2 separate regions of the Homo sapiens genome follow, and region 2 is linked to region 1. The links are chromatin loops, found by intact Hi-C in ENCODE. Cell type or tissue: Caco-2. All regions are shown on one strand.

Region 1 (8,000 bases):
TCCATGTTAGTCCATCCTGTGACTCTGCAATAACTTGTTTAGCCATTCCCTTATGATTGAGCATTTAGGTTGTTTTCCATTTTCTCTCACATAAATAATGAGCAGCTTTGTAAAATGGTGGGTATCTACATTTCCAAAAGTATTCTTAGGAAATGCTAATGCAGCATTTTAAAGGCTCTCTGTATATATTGCCAAATTGCTTTCCAGAAACCTTATACCAATTTATATTCCCTCAAGGTGAGCATAAGCGTGCCCTTTTCATTGTGCTCTTCCTGGCATTGCTATAATTTTTACTAATTTAGTAAGTGAAAAGTAATGTCCTATGTAAGTTGGTAATTCTTAGTGTATGGCATCCTGTCTTAGTCCCCAAATTCTAAAATATTCATATTTGCAGCAAATGTTTGAGGGTTTCCTAGTGCTAGTCTCTGAGATAGATGCTAAGATTACAGAGATGACCTCACTGTGTCTGCCTGCAAGGGTCTCAGGGCCAAGTGGGATCAAGGCTACAGTAGGTAGAGGGCTGCAGCTGAAGTCAGGACATCAGACTTGAAGGATCCCAGTGAGAAAGAGGCACTCTGGGCAGGGTGTGTGTGTGTGTGTTTGTGTGTGTGTGTGTGTGTTTGGGGGCAGTGGATGCTGAAGACTTGCTTGATATGAACTGGATCCAATTGCGGGAACCATGGCATGGTCTTTCTTTATAAGAAGAGTGATTAGATTTTGAAATATGACATTAAGGAATATTCATTAGCTTGTATGTCTTAAGAATAGAAAAAATAACTTTCGGTTTGAGATCATTTAACTCTGGTATAATGGGAAATATATATTTGGGCTTCGTCTCTGGTTCCTGGCACAAGCTCCTAAGCCCTTGGAATTTCCCGAGTGACGGGGTAAGAGGAGTTTCTTTTGTCATTCATAGCAAGCCCCTTTCAATCATACCTGACTTTATGCTAGTGAGATGACTCTTGGGGAAAGAGGGGTGTCCCTAGACAGCTTTGGTATGTGAGCTGGTTCTTAGAAAGACTAAGCCATGATTAGAGGGTTGGGACTTTCAGCCCCACCCAGCCCTGATCTCAGGGGAAGGGAGAGGGGCTGGAGGTTGAGTTCAGTCACCAATGGCCAATGATTTTATCAATCATTTACATGAAATGAAACCTCCAAAAAACCCCTGAAAGATGGGGTTTGGAGAGCTTCTGAGTTGGAGAACACATTGAAGTTCTGGGAGGGTGGTGCACCCGGAGAGGGCATGAAAACTCGGAGAGCCTCCATCCCCATCCCTTGCCCTAGACAGCATTTCCATTGGGCTGTTCCTGACTTGCGTCCTTTATAATAAGTCAGGAACAACAGTAAAGCCTTTTTTGAGTTCTGGGAGTCATTCTAGAAACTTGTCAAACCTTAGGAGGGGATTGTGGGTACCCTCAATTTATAGCCAGTTGGTGAGAAGCATGGGTGGCCTGGACTTGGCTGGCATCTGGGATGGGGGGCAGTCTTGTAGGACTGAGCCCTTACCTAAGGGATCTCTACTTGCTTCTAGTAGTGAGTGTCAGAATTGAGTTGAATTGTTGGACACCCAATTGGTGTCAGAGAATTGCAGAAATGGTGTTGGAAAAGACATCATGTATTTGATGTCACAGAGAATCTAATGAACTATCTAGACAAAAATTATTTTTAAGATGTGCTGTTGGGATTATACCTCTTATAAAAAATAAAGCAAAAAAGGCAAAAGAAAAAAATTAAGATTTATTATGAAAAACAAATAATGTTTAAATCTTGGTGAGGAGCCTTCCAGATTTATTGCTATAAATGTATACACATAGCTATGTATACAGATTTTTTATGTACATGGAATCATCCTCTATTATATATAAACACACACACACACACACACACACATATAAAATGTGCCTTGTGTTTTTTTCACTCAGCAACACCTTGAAAAGTGTTCAGTGTTAATAGATATAGACTCACATCCTCGTTTTTTTTTTTTCAGACAGGGTCTCACCCTGTCGCCCATGCTGGAGTGCGGTGACGTGATCTCGGCTCACTGCAACCTCTGCCTCCCGGGCTGAAGCCATCCTCCTGCCTCAAGTCTCCTGAGTAGTTAGGACCACAGGCACACACCACCACACCTGGCTAATTTTTGTAATTTTGGGAGACACGAGGTTATATCATGTTGTCTAGACTGGGAGCACCCTTTTTTAATACCCGAATAATGATTATTGCACATATGTCCCATGTATATTTAGCCAGTCTCCAGGAGGTGACTTGGAGCTTTCTATAATCATGTAGAGTCATTGATATCAAGTCAGAAAAATTGCTATGGATTTAGAAACAGAATAGTCTTATTTACATATTCCCTCGACTTATCACAAAATAGTTTAAAGTTGTTTCTAACAATTGTGCGTACAACACAATATTATAAACACATGAGTAGAAAACCAGGAGCAGTGAAAGTGAGGCGCCAGTCCTGCGACAGAGATTAAGCAGATGAAGGGGCTGGGATGGTGGTGGCAGGAGGCTCAAGGAACAGAATCCCAAAGGCTTGGTGGCCTGGATCTAATTTGAACTGCTGCTCTGATCTGTGGTCTTACAAGTGATGTCTTTCATAGCCCATTGCCACGGCAGGCCATGCAGGCTCTTTCCACCTCACTCTCAGCGGTCTTATACTTCTGTGGTCAGCTGGTATTTAAGAACTCACCTTGGCCTCCATTCTCACCTGACTGTGCACTCTCTCTGGCTATACATAGAGAGATGGACTATATAGGTAGAGATATATATTCTTCACATCTGTATCTACTTCCTCTGTCTGTGTGGATATAGCCATGCAATTGTGTGTCTATATAGACCCGTGTGTGTGCGTGTGTGTGTGTGTGTGTACACACATTCGTATGCATCTACGGAGAGAGAGACAGGAAAAAAGGGAGGGAGACTCTCCATTAGTAGTCAACTTTTAAGTTTCATACATCCAATTTTTTTGCTTGGCAAATGCCTACATGGATCTATGAAGGTTTCAAACAGACAAACACCCTCAGTTGTGTGTTCCACAACACCCACCCGCCCCACCCTTATTTCACTTCTCTCTCTGGGTGCTGCTTGTGATGGAAAACCCTCTAGTCCTAATTTAGTATTTACAAGATGTGCACACGTTCATTCATAGCAAATCCTCAGGATTATTTCCTCAGAGCTGAACCCTTATGTATAGTACTCCCCTTTCTCCTTGCCTTTTCCTCTTCCTTACCTTGCTTCTTTCATCTTGAAAACTCCATAGTTTTATCCCATCACTCTAAGTAAATGTCATTGGGGCCTGGATTTCGGCAGACTGCGGAAAGGTTGATTACCAGCAGGGGGCGCACTAAGCGTCTCGAGCTGATTTTGTGTTTAGGGAAGACCCCGGAATCTTTTTCTCTACCTATTTACTTATTTATTTTTATCTTTCCAACTTTTATTTTAGGTGCAGGGGTACAGGTGCAGGTTTTTTATATAGGTAAATTGTGTGTTGCTGAGGGTTTGGTGTACAGATTATTTTGTCAGGCAGGTAATAAGCATAGTACCCTATAGTGTTTCAATTCTCACCCTCTTCCTACTCTCCACCCTCAAGTAGGCTCCCGTGTCTGTTGTTCCTTTCTTTGTATCCATGTGTATTCAACATTTAGCCTCTACTTATACATTAGAACATGTTGTATTTGGTTTTCTGTTCCTGCAGTAATTCTTTCAGAATAATGGCCTCCAGCTCTATCTATGTTGCTGCAAAGGACATAATCTGTGTTTTTTTATGGCTGCATAGTATTCCATGGTGTATGTATACCACATTTTCTTTATCCAGTCCACTGTTGATAGGCATCTAGGTTGATTCCATGTCTTTGCTGTTGTGAACAGTGCTGTGATGAATATACGCGTGCATGTGTCTTTGTGGTAGAATGATTTATATTCCTTTGGGTATATACCCAGTAATGGGATTGCTAGGTTGAATGATGGTTCTATTTTAAGTTCTTTGAGAAATCTACAGATCGCTTTCCATGGTGGTTGAACCAATTTACATTCCTACCAACAGTATATAAACATTCCCTTTTCTCCACAGCCTCGCCACCTGTTATTTTTTGACTTTTTAGTGATAGCCATTCTGATTGGTGTGAGATGGTAGTTCATTGTGGTTTCGATTTGCATTTCCCTAGTGATCAGTGATATTGAGGATTTTTTCATGTGCTTGTTGGTCGCGTGTATGTCTTCCTTTGAGAAGACACTGGAACTTGCTGAATAGCGTATTTCACTCTTTGTATGTCTAGTAGAATGTAATGGAAATTTTAATTTCATGCATTATTAAATTTATTTTAATAGTATATAATTTATTATTTTAAATAACTGAATTAATAATTGCATTTAAACTTAATTAGCATAGTATTTTTTTTACTGCAAATAATGCTTTACACCAAAATGCTGACAATGATCAGATTAGGTTGAGAATATATATGATTATAGGTGGTGATTAATATTTTAGGAAGTAACTAGAGCCGGCATTTGGGGGTGTTGCGGACGATTCTTACGAATCCAGACAATTTGCTCTTTTAAACGCGGCCTTGCGGTTGTCTAACAGTGAGAATAGATGACTAACTGAATTTGTCAGACTCCCTGCCTTCTGTCATAATAACGACGCAGAATTGCCACCGTTATGTGTCTTGGAAATCTTAAATTCTTTAGCTCTCACACACAAAAAATTGAACGGAAGATACTTGGAGAGCCAGGGTCCATTCAGCACAGCGCGGCTGGGTCGGCTTCCATTCCTGGGTCCGCAGCGCCCTCGTGTGGTAGGTGCCCAGCCTTCCTGGCTGCATCTCAGGCCAGGGTACCCATTGATCCTTACTTCCCAGTACAGTAGCTGCCTTCCTGGGTCACACCCCATCGGAGGTCACGATCTACCAGGAGGTTAGCCACCCGCTGTGGTTGTCTTGTAGTTCTTCGCAATAAGTTACTGGCTAGGAGTGCTTGTAATAAGTCCTGAGTAGGACATGGCGATTCCATTCCTTACACATGTTGTGTACACGCAGTTATCCTCAACTGGTTGGTTGGACCGTGGCGTTTATTTCCACAAAGCAGCAGTTTCCTAAAGGATGGTTTAGAACCCAGTGCATCCATGGAGACCTCCTTACTTTAGTCTCTAGCTGTGGTCATGCCCTGTAGGAGATTTCTGAGTTTTGAAGACCCGGTTAGGTACTGGAGAATCATTTGCATTTGCTGAAGCACCACTATAGGCCCGGGAGGGGGTTGGAGGGGCTGGCTTGCCACTGAAGGAGGACCAGACATGGCCTGGTCATCAGCGGCAGAGGGAGAAAAGTTATGGGGCTAGTCCCTACCCCCTGCCCTGCTCTGCCTCCTGCAGAGACTTCAGACCTCTTATGCCTCCTGCCCAAGCGAAGCAGCCAGGGGAGTAGGAATAGGTTTCTTTAGTTCCTAAGTCAAGACGATTGTTTCTCCGAATTCCTTAGACTCACAGTCTATGTTGTTGATTTATGGAGGCAGTAGTGAGGCCCCGTACCCCAATGCCTCCTACCTTGAGACCTGGACAGAGGATTGCCCTGTGAAATTCAAACCTTAAATCAGTAGGTAGCAGCAGAGACAGGCATGGTGCCTTAAAGATAAAGAATACAGATGGCCTCCCTATTCACGGAGGGGCCTGCAACCTTTATATAGCTCTACATACATCCCCTCCCGTGTGCAGATGCTTCTTGACTTACCATGGGGTTACCTCCCAATAAATGCATCATAAAGTCAAAAAGTTGTAATCTGTCTGGATATATGTATTGGTCTGTTCTCACATTGCAATAAAGAAATACCTGAGACTGGATAATTTATAAAGAAAAGAGGTTTAGGCTGGGTGCGGTGGCTTACACCCTGAAATCCCAGCAGTTTGGGAGGCTGAGTTGAGCGGATCACCTGAGGTTAGGAGTTCAAGACCAGCCTGGCCAACATGGCGAAACCCCATCAGTACTAAAAATACAAAAATTAACCGGGCATGGTGGCACTGCCTGTCATCTCAGCTACTCAGGAGGCTGAGGCATGAGAATTGCTTGAATCTGGGAGGCGGAGATTGCGGCTGCAGTGAGCCGAGATTGCGCCACTGCATTCTAGCTTGGGCAACAGAGTGAGACTCTGTCTCAAAAAAAAAAAAAAAAAAAAAGAAAGAAAGAAAGAAAAGCGGTTCATGGTTCTGCAGTCTGTACAGGATGCATAGCGGCTTCTGCTTCTGGGGAGGCCTCCCGAAGCTTCCAATCATGGTGGAAGGCAAAGGGGGTCCAGCTTCCTACATGGCAGAAGCGGAAGCAAGAGAGCGAAGGGGAAGTGCCAGACACTTTTAAGCAACCGGATCTCGCAAGAACTCACCCACTATCATGAGAACAGCACCAAGGTGGTGGTGCTAAACCATTCATGAAAGATCCACCCCCATGATTGAATTCTGTCCCGCCAGGTCCCACCTCCAACAGTAGGGATGACAATCCGATATGAGATTTGGTGGGGACACAGATCCAAACCATATCATGTTATACGTGTATATGTAATATTGAAGGAGTTAAGATCACATGAACCCAAAATATGCCGCTCCAGCATGTTGACTTTTTTGAGTTAAGAACACTTGAAAAACAGAGGTGCAAGAAGATCACTCTGCCCTTCCGTTTCTTAAAAGCAGGAGATGAAATTCCTGTGTAAAAGATGTCTCCCAATACCAGAAGGAAAGTGTCATGCTTATCATCAAGGACAAAAAGTTGAGGCTGAGGGAAATCTGTACAAACCCTGTCAAGCCAATCCTCATCTTCCCTGTCCCTCTCTACCTAGTTAAGTACCCTAGTCCTGCCACATCTTTGCCCAATTCTGCATATAATGTAAGTGTTCAACTCTAATTGCATCTTCATTTTGTCATGAAGGTTCCAGTGCCACGTAAAAGTTATATTAAATAAATATGTATGCATTTCTCCTGTTGATCTATCTTACGTCAATTTAATTACTAGGCCCAGCCAAAAAACCCTAAGAGGGTAGAGGTGATTTTTGCCTCCCTACAATATAATCCATATAACCACCTTATATATGTATATGTATGTGTGTGTGTATAAAAACAAATCATATTATATATATAATACAATCTCTATATTCCTCATATATGTTTCTGTATATGTGTGTGTGCACATATAAACATATATATGGTTAAAAGCTGGGTAGTTCAAAGTCCTACCTTCAGAATCAGTAAGATTTCAAACCCAGCTGCTTTACATCCTCCAGTGTGACCTTGAGACAATTTTGTATCTCTCTAGTCCTCCATTTCTTTGGGTAAAATGGGGCTCATGATAGCGCCTCCCTCAAAGTTGTGAGGATTGAGTTAATCCCTGAGGCAAGTGTTAGTGGTTCCCACGTTCAAGGGTGGGAAGGCAAGGCACAGTCAGTGGCAGTGGGATCAGGACCCCATTAGCAGGCTGCCTGTCTGTGAAGGTGGCAGCAATGAATGTGTGAATCATGACTGCCTTCTCTTGGGTGATGTCCCCACTCTTCAAAGAACCTTCAGATTGTAACTTGGGTTCCACTGCAGCTTAGCTACAAGGGAAGTGTGGGTTTGTCTTGCAAGTTACACATTTCTCATTGTATATCTACACATTGACTTTCCTGTTAATTTATGACTCTCATGGCAAACTGCACTCTATAGAAGATCTGTCATCCCTGCGATGATGGAATCAGGGTTTTGAGACTGGGAGTCAAGAGGTGGACCTGAACTTGCCAGCATTCTGCCTCCCTTTGAGTCCTCTGGGAGATATTTCTTGGTGTCACCTTGTGCTGCTTTCTTCTGCTATAATAGTTTCATACTTAATATGAGCCAAAGAATAAACAGACTCAAAGGCTAATGAAGCCACCATTTAAAAGATAACTTTCTCTTTTCTCTTAGGATACCTGGGATGAACTCCTAATTGGTAGTGTAGAAGTGAAAAAGGTAATGGCATGCCCCAGGTAAGGAGCCTAGCTAGACC
Region 2 (8,000 bases), 230 kb before region 1:
TGCTGATCAAAATGCTAACCTCTTCTGGAAAAACTCTCTTGGATATACCCCAAAATAATATTTTGCCAGCTATCTGAGCATTCCTCAGCCCAGTCAAATTGACATATAAAATTAACTATCACGGTAAGTTATATGTTTCTAGGAATTTATACATTTCTTCTATGTTATCTGATTTGTTGGAATATGATTATTCATGGTAGTATCTTATATCGTTTTTATTTCTGTGGCATCAGTTGTATTATTTCCTCTTTCATTTCTGATTTTATTTGAGTCCTATCTTTTTTTCTTAGTCAAAGGTTTGTCAAATTTGTTGATCTTTTCAAAAAACCAAGTCTTTTGTTGATTTTTTTCTGTTGTTTTTGTATTCACTAATTTGTTATTTCTGCTCTAATCTTTTTTATTTCCTTTCTTCTGCTAAATTTTGACTTAGTTTGCTCTTCTTTCTCTAGTCCTTGGGGTGTTGAGTTAGATTATTTATTTGAAGTCTCTCTCTTTTTTTTTTTGTTTGAGATAGAGTCTTGCTCTGTCATCCAGGCTGGAGAGCTGTGGTGCAATCTCAGCTCACTGCAGCCTCTGCTTCCTCGGTTCAAGTGATTCTCTGCCTCAGCCTCCTGAGTAGCTGGAATTACAGGTGCCTGCCACCATACCTGGCTAATTTTTGTATTTTTAGAAGAGACGGGGTTTCACCATGTTGGCCAGGCTGGTCTAAAACTCCCAACCTCAAGTGATCTGCCCACCTTGGCCTCCCAAAGTGCTGGGATGACAGGCAAGAGCCACCACACCCAGCCTCTTATTCTTTAACGTAGGTGTTTTTTTAATGAAATCACGATAAACTTCCCTCTTAGTACTGCTTTTGCTGCATCCCATAAGTTTTGCTGTTGTATTTTTGTTATCTGTCCTGGAGAATGTTCTGTGTGTGCTTGAGAAGAATTTATATTGTGCTGCTATTGGGTGGAATGCTCTGTATGTCTACGTGTCCGTTAGGTCAATTTGTTCTATAGTGTTCTTCAGGTCCTCTGTTTCCTTGTTGATCTTCTGTCTAGTTATTCTATCATTATCGAATGTAGGGTATTGAAATCTTTTATTGTTGTGTCGCCGTCTATTCCTGCCTTCAGTTCTGTCATGTTTGCTTCTGTTCTGATGTTGGGTACATATGTATTTATAATTGTTATAGCTTCCTCATGAATTGATGCTTTTATCACTACGTAATATTCTTCTTTGTCTGTTGTGACAGTTTTTGACATAAGGTCTGTTTTATCTGATGTAAGTTTGGCTACCTCTGCTCTCTTTTGGTTATTTCATCCTTTAATTTTTAGCCTGTGGGTGTCCTTAAATCTAAAGTGAATCTCTTGTACACAACATATAGTTGGATGTTATATTTTTAATCCATTCAACAATTCTGTCTTTTGATTACAGTGTTTAATCCATCTTCATTTGGTGCAATTAGTGATAGGGAAGGACTTACTATTGCCATTTTGTTAACTATTTTCCGTCTTGTAGGTTTTTGTCCCTCTTATCCTCTCTTGCTGTATTCCTATGTGTTTCATTGATTTTTTTGTAGTGACCTCTAGTGTAAGCTGGGTTCTATCAGCATCTAAAACCAGTCCCTCTGGCAGTCCCCTAAAAATCAGAGCATTGGATCCGTGCTCCACTCTTTTTCCCCATCTGTTGAATTTTTAATTTCATTTATCATATTTTTAATTTCTAAGTTTTAAGATTTTTCTCTTAAGCTTGTCTGCCTTTTTAAGTAGATTCTTGGACTTTGCTTATTTTATGATTTCATCTTCATTTCCTTGAACATTTAATATATAGTAATTTGCATCCTTGCAATTTAATATATAGTAATTTGTTTCTGGTAATTCCATTATCTGAAGTCCCTAGGAGGTTAGATTTATTGTTGATATCTGCTAATTCTCATTCACTATGGTTGTTTCTTATTGAATTGCTGGTATTTGATGGTGTCATTCACTATGGTTGTTTCTTATTGAATGTGCTGGTATTTGATGGTGAACTCCTCTTTGCCTGATTGTTATTTGTGTGAAACTTGGGGGCCTAAATTGAGGATGCTTCCTTCAGAAAGGGATTGGGTTGCTTCTGCTGGGAACCCCTACTGACGTGGGGCACTTTAGTCTCCTGTAGGGATTCCTGGGAGTTGTAGGTTCAGCTCTCTCACCCTGTAGTGAGTCCAAGACTTAGTATTTGACTCCAGGGTAACTAAGGCTTTTGTGGTTAACTTTTAGCTGTTGTTTGTTGATTTGTTTTTTTATGTTTGTTTACTTGTTTTTGTTTTGCCCTTGGAGGTCTCTCTTACTCTCTTATAGTTCAGTAATTCATTTAAAAAATAGATACTATTTTGGAGTACCCCTTATGATATCATGCCTACTGCACTGTAGAAATTCTGGAATAAGTTTTTTGTAAATGGGTCTTCAGAAATTTACATACTTATGGGATTTCCATACTTATGTTCCATACTTATGTAAATTTCCATACTTATGTTCCTAAACCATGTATCATTTCTGAAATTCTCGTATCTGTATACTTTAAAATGTGCATAATTTTCTGTTTATAAATCTTTCATTTGAAAATTTACTAGATTTTTGAAATCATTTGTTACAATTGTTAGAATGATTAATTTTCAAGAATGGCTCAGGCAAAGTGGAAATCTAACAGAACTTTTGCATAATTGATGAATAGATCGAACTATGAGCATCATAATTAAATAAATGCAAGCAGTTGTCCACTGCTTCCATTTATGTGAGATGCTCTCATTAGCCATGACAGTCATTGAAATTAAGTAGCAACATAAACTGGACTTATAATCAGTCTTTCAGTTCTTTATCACAAATTGTTAAGCCAACATTTACAAAACTCAAGAAACATTCATTTGTATTGTATAACATTAATAATATTTTGCTAATCACTGAAAAGTTTGTACCATTAGAATTCAATATATTTCCAAAAATTTTTATACTATACTTTTTAATATGCATAATCTATTTATAAAGTAATTCATATGTAATTTATTAGCATTTCTATGGGAATGCATACTTACACATTTTGAAGCTAAAAATACCTTGGACTGTAGTTTAGAGGCCATTCTATGCCACAGAGTTTAGCGTTGTTCTCTAATTCTTCTGCGTATAAACTTCTGCTTTCTAGCTAAATTGAAAATATTTTGAGGCCATGGACCACTTTCAACATTATTTCTGTATATCCTTTATTACCTAGCATAGTGTTTGGCATATTTTTTGGTACTCAACAATTTAATAAACCAAGGTCTATTTTATTTATTTATTCTCAAATACAGTGAGTTTATGAACTACCTGAGGAGATTGTTTCAAATTTGCATTTCTTAACTCCTGCTCCCTCCCAATCTTTGTTCTTGCTCAGTTTTTCTAGGGTGGGGTCTAGGAATTTCTCCAAACCCTTAGGGAATTCTTACACAGATAGGTTTTGGAAAACACTGATTTATGTGATGATGATGATTACATTGTAATTAACCTCATATTATGATGAAAATGAAAAGACAATTATAGTTGATGGCTATATTTTAGAAAGTAGGATGGAAAAAATGATAAGTCAATCCTTTTGTAGGTGATGACAACAGTAGAAAATATCAGGGAATTTTCTGTAAGTAGTAAGGTACATGCATGTGGTTGTTATAGGTGTGAGATAGAAGAAAGGGTTTAAAGAGGAATTTCATGTTCTTCCCTTCCCTTTCCTCAAATTTATGTGGTTAACAATAAAGTGGGAAGGGAGATGGCAACCGAAAAAGGAGTTTACCATATGGTGCCTGCTGTGGTGTGAATGTGCCTCCCAAAAGTTTGTGTGTTGGAAACTTAATACCCAATGCAACAGTGGTGGGAGATGGGGCCTAATAAGAGATGATTGGGTCATAAGGTCAGAGCCCTCACGAATGGCTTAATGTTTTCTCAGTAGCAGGTTAGTTATCTCGATAGTGGGTTGTTATAAAGCAAGCCCTGCCCATAGTGCTTTTCTCTTTTGCACACTTGCTTACCCTTCTGCCCTTCTGCCTTTCCACCATGGGATGACGCAGGCTGAAGGCCGTCACGAGATGCCAGCCCCTTGATATTGGACTTCCCAGCCTACAGAATCATGAGCTAAATAAATTTTTGTTCATTATAAATTACTCAGTCTGCCGTATTCTGTTATAGCAACGGAAAAGAGATTAAGACAGTGCCTTTAGTTTTAGGCTGAATCTTTCTCCTGAGAAAGTGTTATTTAATACTGTTTTGACCACTGTATCAGGTTAGTCCAGGTGGTAAACAAATTAGAAGCTGAGCCACAGTACCAAATTATAGTTAACTACCTGTAAAGTATATGGTGACAGGTTTAACAAGACTACCTTTCCTTTTGGGATCAGCAATGCTGCTTTCACAATTTGAAAAGAGGGTTTGCTTTTATTTCCTTTTCTATTCGCTTCATCACAATTGAAGATGATAAGGATACAAAGACAAATGAAACCTGTTCCCTGCTCTGGAGTGACTCAGAGCCTGAAGTGGGAGACAGACATAGAGACAAACAAGTATAGTAGAAAGTTGCAGTTCCTTGTCATCCAGCTGATTAGAACACAGAGTAAAGAAGGAAGGAGAGGCGGGCCAGGTGCTCAAGAAAGCCTTTGAAATGAGGCTTGAAAGATAAGTACTCCTTCACCAAGTGGCTCTGTGGAAAGTTGAGTTGGTGGGAAGACGAGGGCATTCGGGGTGGAAGGTGCATTTGCACAAAGTCCCTGAGTGTGAAGTGGAGAAGAGGAGAACATCACCCTGAAGAGGGCAGCATTTAGTGAGAGGGCCTGGCTTGAGATTAGGCAGGGCCTTACATGCCATAGCAAGAACCAGTCCTGGAGGCCGCAGAAGCTCTTGGAGGATTTAGATGGAGGGTCAACTTGATGAGATCTGTATTAAATATTTTCTGTGTGCCTGCATGCTTTAGAAACACTCTAGTTTTTAAATTCAGTGGGCTGCTTTCTCATGGTTTTTTTTTTTTTTTTTTTTTTTGAGATAGGTTCTTGCTCAGGCTAGAGTGCAGTAGCGTGATCACAGCTCACTGCAGTCTTGGCCTTCCGGGTTCAATCAATCCATCCGCCTCAGCCTCCTGAGTAGCTGGGACTATAGGTGCTCACTGCCATGCCTGGCTAATTTTTGTATTTTTTCGTAGAAATGGGAGTTTCGACATGTTGCCCAGGCTGGTTTCGAACTCTTGGGCTCAAGCGAGCCACCCTATCTCTGTCTCCCAAATTGCTGAAATTACAGGCATGAGCCACCACACCCAGCCTGAAAGCGCTTTTAATACAGTATTTATATACACTTTATCTGGCATATGAGAGAAAGGTTTGGTAAAGGGGAGACGCCAGTGCTAGTGACAAAGACTCTTGACAAACTTTAATTAGGCTGCTCAGAGTCCTGTTCTCTACTAGGCCTTGACCTTGGCCCTCTATTTCCTTCCTTCCCTTACTGGGCCTGCACAACTCCGAATTAGCAAAGAATCTTGCTAAGTCAGTTTGGTGAGATATCACCCTTGATATCTGACCACCCCTGAGAGCTGATTGAGTTCTTCACCCCCCATCTTTGATGTCTGAGTCCTTGGCCTGTCATTTGCAAGAACCACCTTACCCTTGATGTCTTCTTTAGTACTTTTCCATCTATTGACCCTCTCACTCTGCTCCTTGCCTGTAAATCCCTAGCCATCTTTGCAATATTCAGAGTTGAGCCTGTCTCTCTTCCCTATGGTAATACCCCTATTACAATAGTCTTGAGTAAAGTTTTCCTTATAGTTTTAACAAACATCAGAATAATTTTTTATTTAACACCAGTTAAGAAAAGATTCACATTTCATAATGAAACCCCACACATTTTTCACTGTGGTGGTATGTATTGCGAGTATGGTTACAGATGTCCATGGTAACCATAAAACAATCACTTAGTATACTAGAAAGTAGAGTTTCTCTAGATTTAGGGCAGAAGAATAGGATGATAAAAAGGGGCAAGGAGAAGGATTTAGCAAATACTAGGATTGGTATATCGTTGTCCTTTAATGGTGATTGGTCTTTGTGATTTTAATCAGTGATGAATATAGTTGAACTAAAGGGAAAGATTATTTAGCTACTGCTCTGTTCTGGGTTAGATTTATCTTTCTATTACCACCTCTTCAGTTTCTTAAGGAGGGATATTATTGCTTTGTAAAGATAGTGTCCAGCCTGCTTTTAGAAATGAAAAGCAACTAATTGGCTGGGTGCAGTGGCTCACGCCTGTAATCCTGGCACTTTGGGAGGCTGAGGCAGGTGGATCGCCTGAGTTCAGGAGTTCCAGACCAGCCTGGGCAACAACGGTGAAACCCTGTCTCTACCAATACAAAAAATTAGCTGGGCATGGCGGCGTGCGCCTGTAGTCCCAGCTACTCGGGAGGCTGAGGCAGGAGAATCGCTTGAACCCTGGAGGTGGAGGCTGCAGTGAGCCAAGATCGCACCAGTGCACTCCAGCCTGGGCAACAGAGTGAGACTCCGTCTCCAAAAAAAAAAAAAAAGAAAAAAGAAAAGAAAAGAAAAGCAACTATAGGAATAGAAAGCAAAAAGCTATGGATAAGCTAGTTTATCTTGGATCAAATCACTAACCTTTCTTTCTTATGGCTCTTACTGGTACATCTCATTTTGGTACCTACTTACCTGTAAACTGTCTTGGGTACTTTTTTCTGCAGAAATTATTTATTAACTGAATAGCACTACTAAATCATGCCATTGATCCTTCTGGCCACTCTAGATTCTTTCTGTATTGCCTAAATACCAAGAACTAAAAGGAAATAAAGTATTTACTAGTAGCCACTGTTTAAACCAGTGGAATTGGCTTACTAGTGAATTGTTAACTACCAGTGCCCAAATAACATCCTACGGAAGAAAGTCTTGAATAGAAAAGGTTGGAACCAGGTTGGTTGATCACTTCCACCTTTCCCTTCTACCTTCCTCTCCAGGAGGGGAGAAAAACAAGGAGAGGTAAGAGTATGGTCACTGAGGAGACTCTACTCCCCTTTTTGCCAGAATTGAGTATTTATCAGTTGCTAATTCTGCTTTGTATGTACTTTGTGACAGTAGTGTCAAACTGTACTGTGATTTTCTTTTTTTTTTGAGGTGGAGTCTCACTCTGCCACCCAGGCTGGAGTGCAGTGGTGCGATCTCAGCTCACTGCAAGCTCCACCTCCTGGGTTCACACCATTCTCCTGCCTCAGCCCCCCAAGTAGCTGGGACTACAGGTGCCCGCCACCACACCCGGCTACATTTTTTTGTATTTTTAGTAGAGACAGTGTTTCACCGTGTTGGCCAGGATGGTCTGGATCTCCTGACCTCGTGATCTGCCTGCCTCAGCCTCCCAAAGTGCTGGGATTACAGGCGCGAGCCACCGCGCACAACCTCTGTACTGTGATTTTCTTAAGCCTGTCACACACATAATGCTGCAAACTCCTTGAGACCAAGAACACTATTACTGACTCCTGTATCAAGCAAACAGTGATACCTGCACTTTGCAGAATTGCTTACCTTGCTGGATTAAAAACAGCAAGAGTATGTCAACAAAATACATTCCTCTTCCTACAATACTTTAGCACAGTGCTGTGCACATAGCAGCAACTCATTGGATGTTTAGTAAATGTATACAGTTAAGATTCATTCATTCCCTGGAAATAGTGGAGTACTTTAAGAATATGAGGTGATGCTATGTAGATACAGTATTTGCTGGTTAAATTCTGGTCATTTTTTGGTGAACATCTGAAGTATATCGGAGAGAGGTTCCTCTATGTTCATGATCAAAAGTTAAAGTTATCATAAAATTTCAATGTACTTCAAAAAATTAATTTAAGTTGATATGATTATTAGCTTATATTAGGAAATAATTACTGGATTTTGTTAGATTTACTAAATATAACTGAAATGAAGGTTGTAGAATAAGCTCTGACTACTATAGTATTAAATTAAATCAAATGTAATGATTTAG

What was found. Peaks named below come from ENCODE experiments on the same cell type or tissue, not always from the same donor. Only the 100,000 strongest peaks of a DNase experiment are listed, where the experiment ranks them.
Region 2: it touches region 1 in a loop (14-fold over the local background); 5 of 110 quality-filtered maps call a loop at or near these places.

The regions. Positions count from the first base shown.
Region 1 is chr1:220,772,100-220,780,099 of GRCh38, forward strand. MTARC2 (mitochondrial amidoxime reducing component 2) reads left to right here. Exons shown (of 8, transcript NM_017898.5): 5 at 7,919-7,980. Among named protein-coding and RNA genes, the nearest start is that of MTARC1, 11 kb to the right of the region's middle. RefSeq lists a silencer at 3,260-3,414. In Caco-2, CTCF peaks have their summits at 3,355 (motif pointing right) and 4,789 (motif pointing left); a DNase peak (open chromatin) is centred at 4,792.
Region 2 is chr1:220,540,445-220,548,444 of GRCh38, forward strand. All of the region lies in intron 1 of MARK1 (microtubule affinity regulating kinase 1), which reads left to right. Among named protein-coding and RNA genes, the nearest start is that of MARK1, 16 kb to the left of the region's middle. In Caco-2, no CTCF peak of the experiment used is centred here; a DNase peak (open chromatin) is centred at 4,803.